2 separate regions of the Homo sapiens genome follow, and region 2 is linked to region 1. Evidence: read pairs that join two places in POLR2A ChIA-PET (ENCODE). Cell type or tissue: IMR-90. All regions are shown on one strand. Each heading gives the region's core, and the rest is flanking DNA. Links, peaks and the distances in the headings are about the cores only.

What was found. Peaks named below come from ENCODE experiments on the same cell type or tissue, not always from the same donor. Only the 100,000 strongest peaks of a DNase experiment are listed, where the experiment ranks them.
Region 2: POLR2A ChIA-PET joins it to region 1 with 5 read pairs; 2 of 35 experiments call an interaction of 5 or more read pairs at or near these places.

Annotation. Positions count from the first base shown.
Region 1 is chr10:70,498,366-70,509,532 of GRCh38, forward strand. The region is part of intron 1 of PALD1 (phosphatase domain containing paladin 1); the gene reads left to right. Among named protein-coding and RNA genes, the nearest start is that of PALD1, 25 kb to the left of the region's middle. RefSeq lists enhancers at 574-1,335, 1,336-2,095. In IMR-90, for the core only: no CTCF peak of the experiment used is centred there; a DNase peak (open chromatin) is centred at 4,246; H3K27ac peaks cover 159 bases.
Region 2 is chr10:70,619,891-70,631,057 of GRCh38, forward strand. No RefSeq gene overlaps it. Among named protein-coding and RNA genes, the nearest start is that of PRF1, 23 kb to the left of the region's middle. RefSeq lists an enhancer at 5,397-5,986. In IMR-90, for the core only: no CTCF peak of the experiment used is centred there; no DNase peak of the experiment used is centred there; H3K27me3 peaks cover 778 bases.

The DNA of each region.
Region 1 (11,167 bases), core at 947-8,946:
AGTTCCTGGGCTCAAGCAATCCTCCTGTTTCAGCCTCCCAAGTAGCTGGGACCACAGGAGTGTGCGCCACACCTGGCTAATCTTTAAAATTATTTTTTATCGAGGTGAGATCTTGTGTTGCCCAGGCTGGTATCAAACTCCTGACTTCAAGCAGTCCTCTTGCCTTAGCCTCCCAAAGTGTTGAGATAACAATCATGAGCCACTATGCCTGTCCTGTTTTGTTTTTTTTTTTTTGAGGCTGTAATTGTTCTTTTGAGCATATTTGAAAGGTATCGCACAGACTGGGCGCGGTGGCTCACGCCTGTAATCCCAGCACTTTGGGAGGCTGAGGTGGGTAGATCACCTGAGGTCAGGAGTTTGAGACCAGCCTGGCTAACATGGTAAAACCCGGTTTCTACTAAAAATACAAAAAATTAGCCAGACGTGGTAGCGCGTGCCTGTAAACCCAGCTACTTTTGAGGCTGAGGCTGGAGAATTGCTTGAACCTAGGAGGCAGAAGTTACAGTGAGCCAAGATCGCCCCATTGCACTCCAGATTGGGCAACAAGAGCAAAACTTTATCTCAGAAAAAAAAAAAAAGGTATCATACGTCTTTGGGATTGAGTGAGGGGGTCAGCTTGATGGTGAGAGTGGCAATAAATAGCATTTGTTATGTTTACCAGGTGCTAGCACTTTCCTTACATTGTCTCATGTAATCCTTACCATATCCCTATGAAGTAGGTATTAACATTATCCTTATTTTACACATAAGGGAACTAGGCTCAGAGAAGTTCGGTAACTTAGCCAAGGTCACACAGTAAGTCACGGGCAAGCTAGGTTTGGATGCCAGTTCTGCCTGGCTCTACAGCCAGTGCTGTGTGTTTCTGACCCCAGCTCTGGCCCTTCCTTCTTCAATACCAGGCTTAGAGTTATTTCTTCAAATCCTTCTTGTCACCTCTCTGGCCTGAGTGTGGAGCTGATTGGTGCCATGGTATGGGCCCCTCCTCCCAGCCCCAGGTCCCCTTCCTGGGCCCCAGCTTCTTCTGAAAGCCTCTTTATGCAGCAGCCTCTGGGCCAGGCGGGAGTGTCTGCAGGGAGGTGGGCCTCAGAGCCCGCAGTGTGAGGCTGGCAGGGGCGGCTTGGCCTGGGGTGGCCACACGGCAGGATGTCCCTCTTGGCAGGACTTTCCCTGAAAAAACAGCTACCAGGACTTCAGGATGGAAGGGACAGATAAACAGGAAGAGGGAGAAACTTAAAAATATTTTTCTTCCTCTCCCGTGGCCTGGCATTTTCTCCCTGCTCCTCCCTCTGCCACTGGAGGTTTGAGGTGGTGGAGTGCTTGCTCCCCTGCCCGAAGCTGCCCGGGGGCCTGGAGAGCCACAGCTGGCAGGTGCAGGTTCATTCTTGTGGGTTTTGTTTTGCCTGATGGGCTGGTGTGAGCCTAGGCATTCAGGGCCAGACGGCCTGAGTTTGAATCTTTGCTCCACTGTTTCTTTGCTGTGGGTTCTAGGCCAAGTCACTCAGCCTCCTGATGCATCAGAATGGCCACAATCTGTAGCTGCAGGGCTATTTGGAGAAATGATATGGCAGTGACTCTTTGTCACGCTCCAGCTGTGACACTCAGGTGGATCTGTACAGGGGTTTTCTCAGTTAGTCCTCATGGCCTCAGAGGTGGGTGTGGGCATGGACTTCACTGACAGGTGTTGAAGCATAGAGAGGTGGAGCTTCAGTCAGGGGCATCAGGCTGGTCGTGGTGGAGCTAAGGCTCGAGCCCACACAGTCTGCATTCAACGCCCTGCTTGCTCATTGGTCTGGTGTGTGGTACCTTGGCACGTGGTACTATTGGAACTGTGAACTTCTTTCTTAGTTTGGGGTTGGTGGGGTGAGCTTTGCACCCCAGATGTCCCAGAGCAGTACCCACCCTGTTGCTCAGGTGCCTCCACATGGTGCCTCCTCCCTGCAGCCCCACTAGGTGGACACAGGCCGTGGTCGTGCTTCTCTCCCATTGCCACAGCTGGGCAGCACATCACACCCCGCAGAGCAACACCTAAGATCCTGGCATGGTCCCCAGGGACTGGGGTTCGGCCTACCCCACCTCATCCTATATTCTGGCCTCACAAGCACCTTAATTCTTCCCACAATACTATACAGGAGGCACCTCTCTCTATGCTGCTCCCTCTGTGCAGAGTGTGCTTCCTCCCCCTTCCGGTCTATCAAATGTTGCTCATCCTTTAAGTCCCAGCTCTGTTCCTTTTTCGGGAAGCCTTCCCAGAGTTCCCGACCATTAGTTAACGTCTTCCGCCACTGTGCAGCTCGGTATAATGGGAAAGGTGCTGGAGTCCCTGCGCTTCTGTCAGCCTCTCTGTGCCTCAGTTTCCTCATCTGTGGATTGGGGATTATAGGGGTGGGGGAAGGAGAAAGCTTGGACTCTCTTGCTCTGGTCCGTGTGGAGTTGGCTGGAGCCGGTGCAATATGGCCCTCTTAGGGTTAAGTTCCTCCCATGCCAGGGGCGGAAGTGAAGAGGACAATGTGTGAAATGAAGTCACTTCCCTGCCGGGGGTCTGCCGTGTGCCTGGCCTTCTGCAGTAAATCCTGTTTCCTCCTTGGCCTCTGTATGCCCACCCATTCCTGGCTCCCATGACCCCACAGGCCACCAGCAGGTGGGGGCTCCTGATGGAATGTTGGCCTGTCTTTCATCCGGCAAGGTCACTTCCTGTCTGGATAAGCCATCCCACCTTTCCTGCCACTGAGGGAGGCTACATGAGGTCAAGTGCAATGCCCAGCCTGCTCCTTTTACTCCTGGGGATGCTGAGGCCCAGGGAGGGGAGAGAACTTCCTGGGGTCAGGCCTCCAGACCACACTCCAATTGTGGGGAGGACTGTGTGGGCCAGGGTGCCTCCTGTGGTTGTTTCTGGGGAAAACCAGGCCTCACAGGCCTGCTGCATGAGGTGAGGAAGTTTCTCGGCCTCCCTGGGCCTCCATGGAACCTGGGGGAACCTGAGTGTAAGAACCATCCTGAGAACTAACCTGGTCTGGCCAGGACATCATGGCCTTATTTAACCTTCACTGCCCTGCAGGAGAGCGAGGCTCAGAGAGGCCAAGCCATGGGCCTCTGGTGAGGGACAGCGCTGGCGTCTACGCAGCTCCTTCTTACCCCACTGGCCAGTTTTCCCATGAGAAGGTGTTGAGCGTTCCAGCAGTGGCACCTCGGGAGCGTCCTCACCCCGTGGGGTCAGGGTCCCTTGGGCTGTGAAGCTGTTGCAGAACCATGGTTGCTGGTGTCAGTGGCCACTGTGTAGTTCTTTTTTGTCTTTCTTTTTTTTCTAAATAGTGTATGTTTACTGTAGGGAAATGAGAGAAAATAAAGATATCCAGGAAGATGAGAAAAATCATCTGAGATCCCATTTTTCAGAGATAAGTACGGTTCACCATTGATGTTTTGAGATTTGTCCTTCCAGACATTTTTACTCTGTGTGTGTGTGTGTGTGTGTGCGTGCGTGCATGCATACCTGTGTTCATGCACATTTGTATACAAGAGGCCTCCCCCTTTTTAATGGAACAAAACTCTAAAATCCTGTAGTGTCTTTTTTTTTTTAAACTAGACATATAGTAGATATTTTTCTACATCAGTAAATAAGCTGCTATTTCATTCGAAGTTTGACATCCATAAAAGAGCCAAGGACAGTGGCTCATGCCTGTAATCCCAGTGCCCTGGGAGACTGAGGCAGGAGCATTAGTTGAGGCCAGGAGTTCGAGACCAACCTGGGCAACATAGTGAGACCCTCATCTCTACAAAAAATACAGACTCCTGTATCCCATCACCACACCCTCTTCCTGCTCTCAACAGGACTTCTTGCCTGACTTCCAACATTATAGACTAGTTTTGCCTGTTTTTGAGTTTTAGATAAATGGAATCATGTAGTATTTGCTTATGTTGGCTTTTTTCGCTCCATGTCCTGTTAAGGATGTTCATCTGCTGCTCCATCCATTTTGATGGCCTTAATGACATCCATGATACATTCAGCTTCAAGCACTGTTGATGTGAAAGACATTTCTAATCTTTCACTAATATCAACAGAACTGTACTGGATACCTTTGTGGCCCTGTCTTTCCCTGTTTCCTTTGGATACATTGATAGAAGGATTGCAGGGTCAAAGGGTCTGCAGGACAGTTTTGTTGATATTAGTGAAAGACTAGAAATATCTTTCACATTCATAGTGGTTGAAGTGGAATGTATCATGGACGTCATTGTGTAGTCATGAAAATGGATGGAGCAGTGGTGGATGAATATCCCTAACAGGATATGGGGCAAAAGAAGCCAATGTAAGCAAATACTACATGGTTCCATTCATCTAAAAAGGCCACTTTAAAGATATTTTAGAATTATTACCGGTTTACATCCTGCCAGGTGCTCAGGAGAGAGCCCGTCCCCAGTGCCCATGCCCACATGGGTGTTTCCACCCTGGTTCACCTCCGATGTGATGATGGACACTGCATGGTTTTCATTGTTTCTGGGTTCTCTTCTCTTCTCTTTTCTCTTCTCTCTTTTCTTTTCTTTTGGAGTTTCGCTCTTGTTGCCCAGGCTGCAGTGCAGTGGCGTGATCTCGGCTCACTGCATCATCTACCTCCTGGGTTCAAGCAATTCTCCAGCCTCAGCCTCCTGAGTAGCTGGGATTACAGGCATGCACCACCATGCCCAGCTAATTTTGTATTTTTAGTAGAGATGGGGTTTCTCCATGTTGGTCAGGCTGGTCTCAAACTCCCGACCTCACGTGATCTGCCTGCCTCGGCCTCCCAAAGTGCTGGGATTATAGGGGTGAACCACCATGCCCAGCCGATTTCTGGGTTTTCCATTACAAGTTAGGTTGGACATTGTGTCTCATGTTCATTGGCCATTTGTATTTCTTCTCTTTCTATTTTGCTTGTTATTTTTGGTCTGTTTTACTTTCAAAATGTACTTGTTTTCCCATTTGTTTGAAAAATAATCCATATGTTGAATGACAGATAATAGGCCGGGCACAATGGCTCATGCCTGTAATCCCAGCACTTAGGGAGGCCAAGGCGGGTGGATCACCTTAGGTCAGGAGTTCGAGAACAGCCTGGCCAACATGGCAAAACCCCGTCTCTACTAAAAATACAAAAATTAGCCGGGCATGGTGGTGTGTGCCTGTAATCCTAGCTACTCAGGAGGCTGAGGCATGAATCGCTTGAACCTGGGAGGCGGAGGCTGTGGTGAGCCTATATCACGCCACTGCACTCCAGCCTGAGTGACAGAGCGAGACTCTGTCTCAGAAGAAAAAAAAGAGAATGACAAATAATAAAAATACATTGAAAATATTTTTATCCAGTTTGTCATTTGCCTTGTAACTTCGTGTTTTGTTTTTTTCTGATTGGTCAAAAGCTGATTATTTTTTATGCAGTCTGATCTGTCCACTTTAACTTTTATGTGTTCTGCCTCCAGAATTTTGTGTAGAAAGTTCTTTTCTGTCCCAAGATTATACAAATATTTACTTACATTCTCTTCTTTCATGTCTGTGGCTTCCTTTGTATCACGTCTTCTTTTATCCTTCCGCACTTCCTTTGGGAGCGTGATGTAAGATGAGGGGCAGCTATAAAGAGCATGCCTGGGAAGCCTGGCTGCCTGGCTTTGAGCCCTGCTCAGCCACCTGCGCACCCTTGGGGCAAGTTAACCCGGACCATCTGGGCCTCAGTGTCTGCACCTGCAAAAATGGGAGTAAGGCAAGGGTTATGAAGGTGAAATCAAACTGTTTGTAAACGTATTCTCAGGGCTCCTTTACACTTAAAAATTGACGACTCTAAGAGCTTTTGTGTGGCTTGTATACATATATCAATAGCTACCACACTGGAAATTGAAACAGTATATTTAAAAACACATATTTCGGCTGGGCATGGTGGCTCACGCCCGTAATCCCAGCACTTTGGGAGGCTGAGGTGGGTGGATCACCTGAGGTCAGGAGTTCGAGATCAGCCTGGCCAACATAGTGAAACCCTGTCTCTACTAAAAATACAAAAATTAGGCATGGTGGTGCATGCCTGTGATCTCAGCTACTCGGGAGGCTGAGGCAGGAGAATCACTTGAACCTGGGAGGCGGAGGTTGCAGTGAGCCGAGATCGTGCCACTGCACTCCAGCCTGGGTGACAGATTAAGACTTCGTCTCAGAAAACTAACAAACAAAAACACGTATTTATAAATTCATTTATAACAAGCCTATTATGTGGTAACATAAATAAAATCTATTATTTTTCCTGGAAAATAACTGTATGTTCCAAAACAAAAAAATTGAATAGGAAGCGTGGCATTGCCTTTCAGATTTGCAAGCCTCTTTCGTGTCTGGCTTAACAGAAGACAGCTGGATTCTCATGCCTGCCTCTGCATTCAATCTATTGTGATACATTGTTTTGACTGAAGTATGGTGAAGAAAATCGGCTTCACCACAGATATGTAATGTGAAAAGGGAGGAATATTTTATTAGCTTCTAGATATTTTCCTTTGATCCTATGTAAAAATTTGACAGGTGGTTGATTCTTAAAGCTAGTTGAAATGTGGAATCTGAAAGCACATTAATGAACATTTTGTACCTCGTCACGTTAAGATCCACTGGACTGTGTTGCAGTGCGAATGGCTCCGTTACGGGATTTTGTAATATCAGGCATCTGTCTTTGGGAAAATATTGGCCCTGTGTGTTACACAGATCTTCCAAATGTGGATACATTTCATGTCAACATTTTAAAAAAGTCACATCTGTTACTATCGTCACACCTATTATCAGAAAAATCTTTCTGTTTTCAGCAGCTTTTGAACTCACAGTGGGTGACACACGCTTTCCAAAATTCTAATTTTCCCTTGAAAGCTCCAAGCTCCAACTTTATTATTGGCAACAAATTAAGTCAGTTGTTTTCTTTGAAGGGACAGGCTCACTTTACTCATTTTTGTGAAAATATCTGCCATGGCCAGGTGTGGTGGCTCACGCCTATAATCCCAGCACTTTGGGAGGCCGAGGGAGGCGGATCACCTGAGGTCGGGGGTTCGAGACTAGCCTGTTCGAGACCAACATGGAGAAACCCCATCTCTACTAAAAAAAATACAAAATTAGCCGGGCATGGTGGTGCATGCCTATAATTTCACCTACTCGGAAGGCTGAGGCAGGAGAATCGCTTCAACCCGGGAGGCGGAGGTTGCCGTGAGCCGAGATCACGTCATTGTACTCCAGCCTGGGCAACAAGAGAGAAACTCTGTCTCAAAACAAAACAAAACAAAACAAAACAAAACAAAACAAAACAAAAAAACAAATCAGAAACTGTCTGCCAAATACTCATATCTGAAAACCCACTGTTTGTCTGTTGGTCATTCTGTCAAGTAAAAATGTTGTTCCCGGCCAGGTGCAGTGGCTCACGTCTGTAGTCCCAGCATTTTGGGAGGCTGAGGTGGGCGGGTCACTTGAGCCCAGGAGTTGGAGACCATCCTGGACAACATGGCCAAACCCCATATCTACCCAAAATACAAAAGTTAGCCGGGCATGGTGGCGCATACCTGTAGTCCCAGCTATTTGGGAGGCTGAGGTGGTGGGAGGATAGCTTGAGCCCGGGTTGAGGATGTGGTGAACCGTGATCGTGCCACTGCACTCCAGCCTGGGTGACAAAGCAAGACCCCATCTCAAAAAAAAAAAATAGTATTCTTTGGACTAGAGGCTGGGTCAGCTCCAACTCTGACGAGCTCTGTGTCATTCTTGGGCCTTACATGCACTTCCCGTTTTATCACACAGAATGTCAAATGGACATGTACCCAAAGGCTAAGATTCAGTGAAACTAATCATTTTTACTGCCTCATCATGGACCCTTACGTGACATTGGTGAATTTTGTCACCGCGAGTGCATATCTCTGGGAACACAGTGAGACCGGCCCATTTTGGGGCTGCTGCCTTGTTCTACTGAGACTCTAGCAGTTTCACCCCCTTCATGGCTTTTGAGCCACCAAATGTCATTCCAGTGAAAGGCAGTGACGTCTTAGTGCTGCGGTGAGAATCCTGTTGACCTCTGGACCCCTGGAAGGAAGGCGCTGGGCCCTGGGGTCTGTGGAGCCTGCTTTCAGAACTGTAGGATTAGATGACAGATGCACGGCTGAGCACAGTGCCTGGCACGCTCTTGGAGTCCAGTACATGTTACCTGCTGCCATTATTATCCTTTCCCCCAACTAACCTGAGTGACACTGCCTGGGGGAGTGGAGGTGGAAGCCATTGGGTTAAGAATTCAGTGTTTGTGATTTCAAATCCTGCTCAAGGTGCTAACATGTTTGGTCCTCAGGAGTGAGTGAAGGGCCCAGGGGACTTGATAGGTGCCCCATTTTACTTGCCCCTCTGAGCAGCAGGGAGGGCACGACTCATCGAGAGACCCAGGGGTCTCAATCAGGCAACTCTCCCTCATGGGTGGAATCTGCCTCTCAGAGAGGAGCCCTCTGTCTTCCTTCTGACCTGAAAGGGCTTCCCTGGCCTCTGGCCTCCATGTGTCCTCCTCCTTAGCCTTCTCACCTGGGGGTGGGGGTGGTCAAAGGTCAGCGCCTTCCACCCAGCATTTTCTTTCAGGCAGTCAACACATGGTGGCCACTTATGGACTGTATGTTGTACTGTGGGACCTGGACTAAAACCCCATCTGTGCTGTCTGGTTTATTCTCACAACACAGACACCTGCAAAGTTGATCCTTTAAAAAAATTATCTTTCTATTAAAAAAATTATCTTTCTATTAAAAAAAATTTTTTTAGGACAGGCACGGTGGCTCGTGCCTGTAATCCTAGCACTTTGGGAGGTCGAGGTAGATGGATCACCTGAGATCGGGAGTTCAAGACCAGCCTGGCCAACATGGTGAAACCCCGTCTCTACTAAAAATACAAAAAAAAAAAAAAATTAGCCGGGCATGGTGGCGGGTGCCTATAATCCCAGCTACTTGGGAGGTTGAGGCAGGAGAATCGCTTGAATACAGGAGGAGGAGGTTGCAGTGAGCCGAGGTAGTGCCATTGCACTCCAGCCTGGGCTACAAGAGCGAAACTCTGTCTCAAAAAACAAACAAACAAACAAAAAATTTTAGAGACAGGGTCTTGCTCTGTCACCCAGGCTGGAGTGCAGTGGTGCGATCACAGCTCACTGCAGCCTTGACCTGGGCTCAAGTGATCCTCCCACCTTAGCCTCCCAAGTAGCTGGGACCGAAGGTGTGCACCACCTTGCCTGGCTAATTTTTGTACTTTTAGTAGAGATGGGGTTTCGCCACGTTGCCCAGGCTGGTCTCGAACTTGTGGCCTCAAGCTATCCGCCAGCCTTGGCTTCCCAAAGTTCTGGGACCATAGGTGCATACCACCACACTGGCTAATTGTTACATTTGTATGTTTTGTGTGTGCGTGTGTGTGTGTGTGTGTGTGTGTGTGTGTGTGTGTGTGTGGTGTATGTATGTGTTCGTAGAGATGAGGTCTCACCATCTTGCCCAGGCTAGCTTTTTATTGTTTTAAAAAAATTTTCCCTGTTTTGTTTATCCAAGTGGCTCCTTTGTGCCAAGCACAGGCCAGGCCCTGAGGATGCCAGTGAAGGCCAGCACCAGGTCCTGCCTGGTGGGTCCCCAGGGAGACCCCTGTGGTGGGAAGGCACGGAGGGGAGGATAAGGAAGCCTCCTGATGCAGGGAGTGGGCTGGACAAGAAGATTGAGCCAGTCAGGAAGATGTGGAATGAGTGATTGGGGGGCTGGTGTGTGGCCCTCAAACTTCGCTGCTCCACGGAAGAAACAGCAGCATCTTTTCTGTCGCTGGAGGAAAACTGGCTGGGCCAGACCATTTGAGAGACGGCCCAGCCTTGTTGTTTATGGAATATGTCAAGGATCTTCAAAGGCAACATTTCTGCCATCAACAGACTGCAAAACACCCTGCTCCCACCCCCTGGTCCAGTAAGATGCTCCTCGGCTTTCTTATTATTTTTGTTATTGATGTTGATTATTTGCCAAGGCCTGTTGATGGTGCCCATTCTAGGGACTGTGAGGAGGTGCACTGGCTGGAGTTTAGGGCATGGGAGTTGGGGAGCAGCAGGTTGGAGAAGGGCTGGGCCAGCCCAGCGTGCTCCTGGACTGCCACATGCTGCGCCCTGAGTCCAGCTGATATGCTTAAGGTAGAATCTGCCTCCTCAGAAGCAGGGTCACTGGCCCCAGCTGGACGTGCCCAGTGATGCGCATGAGCACGAGGTGCCATAGAGAGTGAGGAGCAGGAGAACCCTGTCCCAACGCCACCACCCACTGTTCTTGTGACTGTGGGCAGGTCTCCGGCCACCCGTGGACCCCAGTTTCCTCCTTTGTAAAATGAAAGGGTCAGACTTGGGTCTCAAAGGTACTTCTGGCTCTCAACTCTAAGATACACGTGGGTGCCCAGGGTGGGTTTCGACTCTGTATGGCGTGTGTGTGTGTGTGTGTGTGTGTGTGTGTGTGTGCAGGCCTGTGGGAGCTGCGGAACCTGTGTGTGTGTGTGCAGGCCTGTGGGAGTTGCGGGACCAGGCCCAGGGCAGGTGAAGGGCTGGTCTGAGCCCCTGCCCTGGGTACAGACCTGGACGTTTCATGTGCTCTGCACCCACAGTAGGGGAACCCTGCAGCACGGCAGCTTCCTCTGTATTTGTTCTTGAGCTGAGGCAGATGTTTCCTCCAGCTGGCCACTCGGCCCTCTGCCGTCCCCCAGAGTCGGGCCCTATTTTTAGCTCCATTGTTACTCACCCTGGGCATCTGGCTGCCAGGGGCGTGTGAGAGGCCATGGCTCCGGAAGGGGTACTCTCCCCCTGGGTCCCACGTGTTCTTTGCCCCCTGCCGGTCCCTGCTCTAAGCTTCCTAGTGTCCGTTGGGAAAGCTGGGGTGGCTTCAGTGGAGGAATGAGGGAGTGGCAGGTGAAGTGCAGGAAGAGCCAGCTGCGGAAACGGAGGCTGGGCTCTGTCTTGTACTGTAGAGAACTCTCTGGCCTGTTTTTTCACCTGCTTGATGGGACAGTTGCCCTGTGCTTCTCCCTTCCTCATAAGGTTGTCCTGAAGTTCCAATGTGAAATGCACTTGGTAAAGTGGCATTTGGAATCTACAACTATTGTGGGCTGAATCCTGTTAGTAGGGCTGCCCCACAGAAGGAACATCAGACCCAGAGTGGGGAGGTGAGGCATGTACTT
Region 2 (11,167 bases), core at 1,432-9,431, 120 kb after region 1:
TTCTAAAAAAAACCTCTAACCATTTTAGAAATAAAAAGAAGCTAGAATGAATAAATAACATAAATAATGTCATAAGAGAAATAGAAGATGAAACAGAGGAAATTAAAAAAATCAAAAGTGGAGACTGGTTTAAAAAAAGATATAAAGGTGATAGATATGGAAGATAGAGAAGATCCAACCCATGTATAAAAGAGACCTTAAAGAAGAAAACTGAAGTAATGAAACAGAATAAATACATACTGTAGTGAAATATGTTAACATACCTCTCTTTTTAACTGATAAAACAGGTGGACAATAAAATCAGTAAAGATACAAAAAAATTGAACAATGCAATGATAAGCTTGACCCAACTGACATATATAGGACACTGTACCCATACACCAAAGTGTTGATGAAAAGGCTAAACTTTGTAAAATATTTAAAGAGGCTTATTCAGAGCCAATATGAGTGACCATGGCCCAGGATACGTTCTCAAGAGGTCCTAAGAAAGTGTGCCCAAGGTGGTTGGGCTACAGTTTGGTTTTATACATTTTAGGGAACAAGAGTTGCAAGGAAAGACATAAGTCAATACATGGAAGGTGTACATTGGTTCAGCCTAAAGAGGTGGGATGTCTTATGGGGAGGGGACTGCTTCCAGGTCATATAGGTAGATTCAAAGATTTTCTGATTGGCAATTGGTTGAAAGAGTTAAGCTTTGTCTAAAGGCTTAAGAAGTCAGTAGAAAGGAATCCTTGAGCTAAGACAAGGGGGTTGTGGAAGCCAAGGCCCTTGTTACGTAGATGAAGTCTCATAGGTGGCAGCCCGCAGACAGCATGTGATGCCATACCAGAGTTAGGTTGGAATTTTGTGTTTTATTACTACAAAGAGTCTGTTTTGTCGGTCTTATGATCTCTCTTTTAATATTAATGCTGGCCAGTTGTGCCTAAACTCCAAAAGGGAGGGGGCATAATGAGGCCTCTCCAACTTCCCTTCCCATCATGATTTGGAATTCATTTTTTCAGGTTTTCCTTGGCCCAGAGGGAGTCCATTCAATCAGTTGGGTAGCTTAGGATTTTGTTTTTGGTTTACAAAAGAAATATGTCTTTTTTTCAAGTGCGTACTGAACATTTACCTAAATTGGCAATTTACTGGGCCATAAAATATCTCAAAACATTTCAATGGATTAAAAATTTACAGAGAATGTTACTCAGTGGATTAAGCAAGAAATCAATAACAAGAACAAAAAAACAAACAAACAAAAAATCAAAATGTTTGAAAATATACAAGGGTTAAATTACATTTAGCCTAAAGCTGCCTCCTTACATAGTTCAAGTTTGGCCTAAAGGTTTCTCAGTAAGTAATGAACTGTAACCTAACTGGATGTGTAAACAGACTATAACCTACTCTTTTATTTTATTTTATTTTTTTGACAGAGAGTCTCACTGTGTCACCTAGGCTGGAGTGCAATGGCACAATCTTGGCTCACTGCAACCTCCACCTCCCAGGTTCAAGTGATTCTTGTGCCTCGGCCTCGCAAGTAGCTGGGATTAGGTGCGCACCACCATGCCCAGCTAATTTTTGTATTTTTAGTAGACATGGGGTTTCACCATGTTGTCCAGGCTGGTCTTGAACTCCTGACCTCAGGTGATCCACCCGCCTTGGCCTCCCAAAGTGCTAGGATTATAGGTGTGGGCGACCATGCCAGGCCTTGTAACCTACTCTTGTAACAAGTAGGTCTTAGCCAATCACAGCAGTCATATTTCAACCACTTACAGGCAGCCAATGGTTCAAACCATGCTCAGATAAGGCAAACGCTTAGTTGCCTTTTGGATTGGCTGCCAAGCAACTAATCTGGCTGTTCCTGCGTCTCACTTCTGTTTTCTGTATTTCACTTTCCCTTTTCTGTCCATAAATCCTTTCCAACCACCAGAGTCACTTTGAACCTCTTCTGGTTCTAGGGACTGCCCAATTTGTGAAATGTTCTTTGCTCAATTAAACTCTGTTAAATTTAATTTGTCTAAAACTTTTCTTCTAACACCAATATCCTTCAAAATAAGTTCCAAATCAAAGAATAAGTCAGAAAATACTTTTAACTGAATGATAAAAATATGATACACTAAAATACATGGGATGCAACTAATATTATGTTTAGAGGGAAGTTTATGGTCATAAATGCACATTTCAGAAAAGGAGAAAGATTTAATATTGTAAAAAAACAAAATATGTTACTCTAAAATATGGTTTTAGCAGATCAGAATATGCCACTCCAAAATATGCCTCTGGCATAAGAATGATTTTGAGCTGATTATTATTATTTATTTATTTTTGAGACAGAGTCTCACTCTGTTGCCCATGCTGGAGTGCAGTGGTGCGATCTCCGCTCACTGCAAGCTCCGCCTCCCAGGTTCACATCATTCTCCTGCCTCAGCCTCCTGAGTAGCTGGGACTACAGGCACCTGCCACCATGGCTGGCTAATTTTTTTTTTTTTTTTGTATTTTTAGTAGAGACGGGGTTTCACCATATTAGCCAGGATGGCCTCGATCTCCTGACCTCGTGATCTGCTTGTCTCAGCCTCCCAAAGTGCTGGGATTACAAATGTGAATCACTACGCCTGGCCGAGCTGAGTATTTTTGATGGCAGTGGCTGCTGCCATCATGCTGGCTGCAGCAGGGAGGCACGGCTTTGGCTGCACACTCCATAAAGCTGGTGGGAGTTGGGAGGAGAGCTCTCTGGGTGCTGCTGCAACTGCCCAACCAGCAGCTTCAGACCCAGGCCTCCTGCTCTACAGAGCACACAGGAGACTCACCCTCCTGGGTGGGGCTACAGCCGTCCAAATTGCAGCTGTGCTCTTTGAGGAGGTCTGGGAGCAGGCAGGATCTGCCCTCCTGGGTGTGGCTGTGACCGCCCTCCCAGGTGCAGGAGCTGGTGTCTCTGCAGCCTGCACCCTCAGTGGCCTTAGGAAGGACACTCCTCCATCCCTCCAAGCTCAGAGGTGTCTTTTCCCACTGCCTGGCTTCTCTTCACTCATGGTGCCTCCTCTGATCTTGGAGGGGGTGTTGGGGCCAAGCCCAGGGGCCATGAATGGCAGTGGGAGGCAAATTGATTTTTGGGTGGAAGGAGGCAGGTCCCCAGTAAGGCCACACCTTCAGGCCAGGGAAGGTCTGAAGGCTGGGGACCGGGCTGCCAGTCCTGCAGATTGGCAGACTGGTGGGGGGACTTGTGGTGCCTCTTCTGGGCCTCCCATGGCCACCCAGGGACCAACTGGCATGTACTTCCTTCCCTCCAAGGCCCATAAAAGCCCAGGGCTCAGCCAGAGTGGGGCACAGGACGAAGAGGGCGGAGATGATGGGAGGACCACCTGCAAAGAGGAGTACTTTCTCTGCTGATAGCTGCAGAGACCTGCAGAAATGTCCAAATGACCTGCCTGCAGAGAGGAGTTATCCTCTCCAGGGCCTCCTTTTTGTGGAGAGCTGAACACTGGATGGGATGACCTGCCTACAGAGAGGAGCTACCCATTCCTCTAAGCTGTTCTAACACTAAATAAAACTCTTCTTCACCCTTCACTTGTCTGCATACCTCATTCTTTTGGATACAGGACAAGAACTTGGGCAATAGTGCTGTGGCCACAGAGGTTTCTGGCCAGAAAAGTCAACACCCTAGAGATCCCTTAAAATTTTGAGAAACTGCAGACATAGGAGAAGCTCTGAAAACACAGTAAAAATTACCCTTTTATAAGGGAAATTAAAAGCCATAAAGGAAATCTCCATTTGTAAAGATGTTTCCTGCTCAGTACCAGAAAGAGAAGAATGATGTTAAATCACTGGAAACTCTTATCAGTGGAGAAGGTATCAACTTAAATCTGCCTAACAAACCTTATCCTATTTTCTTTTCTTTTCTTTTTTTTTTTTTTTTTTTTTTGAGATAGGGTCTCACTTTGTTTACCTAAGCTGGAGTGCAGTGGCATGATCTAGGCTCACTGCAACTTCCACCCACTGGGTTCAAGCAAGTCTCCTGCCTCAGCTGGGATTACAGGCATGTACCACCATGCCCAGCTAATTTTTGTAATTTTAGTAGAGATGGGGTTTCACCATGTTGCCCAGGCTGGTCTCAAACTCCTGGCCTCAAGTGATCCGCCTGCCTTGGCCTCCCAAATTGCTGGGATTACAGGCATGAGCCACTGCACCCGGCTTGAGATTTTCTTGGGCATCTCCCCACAGCTGGCCTTCTTCACACCCTTGTATTTTTGTTTTAGCTGAAGATTATATCTAAGCCTGAACTCAGAGCCATCTCTTTGAGATTTACTCATTTACTCTAGGTATCTTATGTATGTTTGACCATAAACAAGTCTGTTGCAGTATACATGGTAAGTCAATACATCAACACTGAGAGTTGCATCAGAGAAAAAGTTTTAATCATAGGGCTGCCCAGCAAGGAGGCAAGAGGAAACTTCAAATCTGCCTCCCAGAGGAGTTGGGGGTTAGAGATTTTAAGGAGTTTGGAGTGGCCAAGGTGTGGAGATTGTTGATTGGTCAAAGAGTGCAGCGTGAAATCCTGGGATGGGGAGATGAAGAAACTGCATTCTCATGTTGATTCAGCTCCTCTGTGGGAGTCTTCAAGCTGATGGGCATCAGCTGTTCAGCTGGAATTCAGGATCTGAAAACATCTTAAGTAATTCTTTTTTTTTTTTTTTTTTTTTTTTGAGACGGAGTCTCACTTTGTCACCCAGGCTGGAGCGCAGTGATGTGATCTCGGCTCACTGCAAGCTCCGCCTCCCGGGTTCACGCCATTCTCCTGCCTCAGCCTCCCGAGTAGCTGGGAACTACAGGTGCCTGCCAACACGCCCGGCTAATTTTTTGTATTTTTAGTAGAGACGGGGTTTCACTGTGTTCACCAGGCTGGTCTCCATCTCCTGACCTCGTGATCTGCCCGCCTCGGCCTCCCAAAGTGCTGGGATTACAGGCATGAGCCACCGCGCCCGGCCATCTTAAGTAATTCTTAAACAAAAGCCTTAGGTGTCAGAGATCCTATCTGTAGGAACAGTGGGAATGCAGATGGTGGGGATCTAGTGCTACGTGACTTTAAATTAAAAGAAGTGCCGGGCTCAGTGGCTCGTGTAATCCCAGCACTTTGGGAGGCCGAGGCGGGCGGATCACATAAGGTCGGGAGTTCGAGACCAGCCTGACCAACATGGAGAAACCCCGTCTCTACTAAAAATACAAAATTAGCTGGGCGTGGTGGCACATGCCTGTAATCCCAGCTACTGGGGAGGCTGAGGCAGGAGAATCGCTTGAACCTGGGAGGCGGAGGTTGCAGTGAGCCGAGATCGCGCCATTGCACTCCAGCCTGGGCAACAGGAGTGAAACTCTGTCTCAAAAAAAAAAAAAAATAGATAAAAATAAAAAAAAAGATAAATTACAAAGAAGTGGGCCAAAGTGCAGCCTGCTTAGTGCTCCTAATGCTTAATAATGAGTATATTTCTGCCCAGAACACTGCATGTATTTCTTGTTAACCCTGAAAGGATGGTTTTATATGCATAAAGTATATGTGTTATTAAACTTCTGTTTGTTATTCTCTTGTCACTCTTTTGTTCCAGGGATCTGTCCTAACTAAGAACTATGAAGGTGTAAACCAAAATAAAATCCTAAAAGCTGGGCATGGTGGCTTATGCCTGTAATCCTAGCCTTTTGGAAGGCCAAGATGGGTGGATCACCTGAGCTCAGGAGTTTAAGACCAGCCTGGGCAACATGAAACCCTGTCTCTACCAAAAACAAAAACAAAAACAAAAACAAAAAACAACTGGGCATGATGGCATGTGTCTGTAGTCCCAGCTACTTGTGGGGCTGAGGTGGGAGGATCGCTTGAGCGCAGGAGGTGGAGGCTGCAGTAAGCCGAGATCGCACCATTACACTCCAGCCTGGGTGACAGAGTGAGACTCTGTCTCAAAGAAAAAAAATCCTAAGTCCCCCAGTAGACTGAATGAACCCTTTTGGCCAAGGGGATCCTAGGGAAACCTGAAAAACTCAACTCTAGGCCATGACAGTAAGGGAGGTCAGACACACCTTTTTATACCTCCTCCCTTTTAAGAGTTTAGGAACAACTGACCAGCATTAACATAAAATAGAGATCATAAAGCTGACAAAACAGATTATTTGTAGCAAATTCCAGCCTGACTCTGGGATAACATCACATGACAGATAGCAGACCCTGAAGGAAATAAAAATATTTTAGTCTAAAATATAATTATTTGACATATTTTAAAAGAGTCCTTCAAAGCCATCTTTTCAGGAAGCCTGCTACCTGGAGGCTTCATCTGCATAACAAGAACCTTGGCTTCCACAATCCCCCTTAACTCAAGCATTTCTTTCTACTGACTTCAGATTTTTAGACAAAGCTTAAGTCTTTCAACTAATTGCTAATCAGAAAATCTTTGAATCCACCTATACCTGTAAGTCCCTCCTTTAAAATGTCCTGCCTTTCTGGGCTGAACCAATGTACATCTTCTATGTATTGATTTATGTCTTTGCTTGTAACTTCTGTCCCCCACAAAATGTATAAAACAAAACTGTCAGGCCTCTGAGCCCAAGCCTGCACATATACATCCAGATGGCCTGAAGCAAGTGAAGAATCACAGAAGAAATGAAAATGGCCGGTTCCTGCCTTAACTGATGACACTACCTTGTGAAATTCCTTTTCCTGGCTCAGAAGCTCCTCCACTGGGCACCTTATGTCCCCTGCCCCTGCCCACCAAAGAACAACCCCCTTTGACTGTAATTTTCCACTACCTACCCAAATTCTATAAAACGGCCCCACCCGTATCTCCCTTCACTGACTCTCTTTTTGGACTCAGCTCGTCTACACCCAGATGATTAAAAACCTTTATTGCTCACACAAAGCCTGTTTGGTGATCTCTTCACACGGATGCGTGTGAGAAAAACTATTACTTGACTACTTTGGGCACACCTTCTCAGAACCTCTTGAGACTTTTCCGGGCCATGTTCACTCATAATGACTTAGAATAAACCTTTTAAAATATTTACAGAGTTTGGCTTTTTTTCCTCAATAAACAATAGAGAGAAAATTATTTTTCCTCCCTTACAATATCAATAATCAAAGTATACATCTAAAGATGTTTAAAAGAGGACAACAGATTAAATCCAAACAGTGGAGGAAGGAAATACTAAAGAGAAGAGCAAAAGTTAATGAAACAACCAGCTGTCATGGCTCACACCTGTAATCCCAGCATTTTGGGAGGCTGAGGCGGGTGGATCACTTGAGGTCAGGAGTTCAAGACCAGCCTGGTCAACATGGTGAAACCTTGTCTCTACTAAAAATACAAAAATTAGCCAGGTGTGGTGGCACACACCTGTAGTTCCAGCTACTCAGGAATCTGAGGCAGCAGAATCACTTGAACCCGGGAGGCAGAGGTTGCAGTGAGCTGAGATCATGTCACTGCACTCCAGGCTGGGAGACAGAGCAAGAATCTGTCTTGAAAAAAAAAAAGAGAGAGAGAGAGAAGGTACAAATTAGCAATATCAGAAATGAAAAAGGAGACATTACTACAGCACCTGCAAACATTAAAAAGGTCATAAGGAGATATTATGAACAATTTTATGCCAATAAATTTGACAATTTAGATAAAACAGTACATTTCCTTAAAACAATAGCTTACCAAAGCTAACACAGAAATACATTAAAAATCTGGGTAACCTATAGCCAGAAAATAAATGTTTTCTTTTTAAAAAATTGAGACTTGTGTACCATAAGACTTACCCTTTTAAGGTGTAAGATTCAGTAGCATTAAGAACATTCACAATGTTATACAATCATCATCATTATCTAGTTCCAGAACATTTTTACTATCCCAAAAAGAAACCTACTAATTAGTACTCTTTCCCCATTTACTCTTCCCCCATCCTATCCCCATGGCAACTGTTAATCTACTTTCTTTCTCTATGGATTTGCCTATTCTTGACACTTCATGTAAGTGGGATCATACAAGTTGTAGTTTGTTTGTTTGGCTTCTTTTACTTAGCATAATCCTTTCAAAATTCATCTACGTTGCAGAATTTATCAGTATTTTTCTTGATATTTCTGAATAATACTTCACTGTATGGTTATACCTCATAAGTTGATGGGTTGTTTCTATTTTCTGATTATTATGAACAATGGGGCTATGAACCTTCATATATAAGCTTTGTGTGAACATACACTTTCATTGCTCTTGGGTATGTTACTGGAAGTGGAATTGCTGGTTCTTATAGTAATTCTAGGTTTGACATTTGGAGGAATTGCCAAACTGTTTTCCAAAGCAGCTGCACCACTTCACATTCCCACGAAAAATGTATGAGAGTTCCAGTTTCTCCACAACCTAGCCAATTATCTTAGTCAGTCTGTTTGAGCTGCTATAACTAACTACCTTAGACTGGGTAATTTATAAACAATAGAGATTTATTGCTCATAGTTCTGGAGGCTGGGAAGTCCAAGATCAAGACACCAGCAGATTTGGTGTCTGGTGAGGGCTCACTCACTCCTTCATAGATGGCACCTTCTTGTTGTGTCCTTACATGTGAGAAGGGGCAAACAAACTCCCTTGGGGCTTCTTTTATAAGGGCACCCATCCCATTCCTTAGGGTAGAGCTTTCATGACCTAATTATCTCTAAATGCCCCATTTCCTAATACCATATTGGGAATTAGGTTTCAACATATAGATTCAGGGGCTGGGGGACACAAACATTCAAGACCACAGCATTGTCTTTTTGGTTGTAGCCATCTTAGTGGGTGTGAAGTGACATCTCATTTTGGTTTTGATTTATGTTTCCCTAAGGACTAATGTTGAACACAGTTTTATGTACTTATTGGTAATTTTGTATCTGTTATTTGGAGAAATGTTTATTCAGATACTTTGCCCATATTTTATTTCGGTATTTGTCTTTTTATTTAGTTGTAATTTTTTAATGTATTCTGGATACTAGATCCTTGTTAGACATATGATTTGCAAAAACTTTTTCCCACTCTAGGTTGTCTTTTCACTTTTTTGATAATGTTCTTTGATGCACAAAAGTTTCAAATTTTGATAAATTTCAATTTATTTATTTTTTTGCTTATGCTTTTGGTGTCATATCTAAGAAACAGTTGCCTAATCTGAAGTTGAAAAGATTTGGGCCTATGTTTTCTTCTAAGAGTCTTATAATACAGTTGACCTTTGAACAAGACAGGTTTGAACTGTGCAGGTCCACATATATGTGGATTTTTTCCAATAAATATATTGGGAATTTTTTTGGAGATTTACAACAATTTGAAAAAACTCACAGATGAACCACATAGCCTAGAAATATTAAAAAAAAAACATAAGAAAAAGTTAGGTATATCATGAACGCATAAAATATATGTAGACACAGTTTATTTTATTATTTACAACCATAAAATGTACACAAATCTATTATAAAAAGTTAAAACTTATCAAAACTTACAAATACAAACACTGACCTTATAAGGCACCATTCAGAGTTGAGAGAAACGTAAACAAATGTAAAGATACAGTATTAAATCATAATTGCTTCAAAACAACTGTAGTCCATACTGCACTATTGTGATAACTGCATAGCCACCTCCTGTTGCTATTGCAGTGAGACCAAGTGTTGTGAGTATCTGCCTAAAACACCATGTGATGCTAATCACTCCATGTGGGCAGCTCATCTCTCCAGTAAAATTGCATATCACAGTAAAAAGTGATCTCTTGGCCAGGTGTGGTGGCTCATGCTTGTAATCCCAGCATTTTGGGAGGCTGAGGAAGGAGGATCACTTGAGCCCAGGAGTTTGAGACCAGCCTGAGCAACATAAGGAAACCCTGTTTCTACAAAAAATAAAAACAATTAGCCAGGTGTTGGCACCGATCTGTGGTCCCAGCTACTAGGGAGGCTGAGGTGGGAGGATTGCTTGAGCCCAGGAGGTTGAGGCTGCCACTGCCATGATCATGCCACTGCACTTTTTTTTGGGGGGGGGAGGGGGAAAAGGTCTCACTCTGTTGCCCAGACTAAGTGAGAATCTCTATGGTTCTCATGTTTTGTTTTGTTTTTAATTGCATTTAGTGCAATACCATAAATCTTGAATAACACCAGGGGACCCATATGAAGTGCCACTAGAGATGCTGGAGGTGTTACCAAGTATTAGAGAAAAGTCATTACATTACAAGAAAAAGTTGAATTGCTTGATATGTACCATAGATTGAGGTCTGCTGCTGCAGTTGTCCATCATTTCAAGACAAATGAATCCAGGATAAGGGCTATCATAAAAAAAAAAGAGAAGGAAATTAGCAAAATTGTTGCTGCAGCCACAACAGCAGGCATAAAAACTTTGCACTTGTTTTGAAATACCCTTGTATTTAATATTTAAAATGCAGCTTTTATGTGGGTGCAGGATTGCTGTAATAAAGACATACCTATAAACTCTAATATGATTCAAGAAAAAGCAAAGGCATTACATGACAACTGAAAGCAAAAAGAAGGTGAAGGATCAAAAGCTGGAGAACTTAATACTAGCAAAGGATGGTTTGATCATTTAAGCCAAAGAGGTTTGGCTTAAGAAATGTCAAGATGGGATGCTGAGCCGAAGCTGGACTGTACTGCTGCCATCTTGGCTCACTGCAACCTCCCTGCCTGATTCTCCTGCCGCAGCCTGCCGAGTGCCTGCCATTGCAGGCGCGTGCCGCCACGCCTGACTGGTTTTCGTATTTTTTTGGTGGAGACGGGGTTTCGCTGTGTTGGCCGGGCTGGTCTCCAGCTCCTAGCCGCAAGTGATCTGCCAGCCTCGGCCTCCCGAGGTGCCGGGATTGCAGACAGAGTCTCGTTCACTCAGTGCTCAATGGTGCCCAGGCTGGAGTGCAGTGGCGTGATCTCGGCTCGCTACTACCTCCACCTCCCAGCCACCTGCCTTGGCCTCCCAAAGTGCAGAGATTGCAGGCTCTGCCCGGCCGCCACCCTGTCTGGGAAGTGAGGAGCGTCTCTGCCTGGCCGCCCATCGTCTGGGATGTGAGGAGCCCCTCTGCCTGGCTGCCCAGTCTGGAAAGTGAGGAGCGTCTCTGCCCGGCGGCCATCCCATCTAGGAAGTGAGGAGCACCTCTTCCCGGCCGCCATCCCATCTAGGGAGTGAGGAGCATCTCTGCCCGGCTGCCCATTGTCTGAGATGTG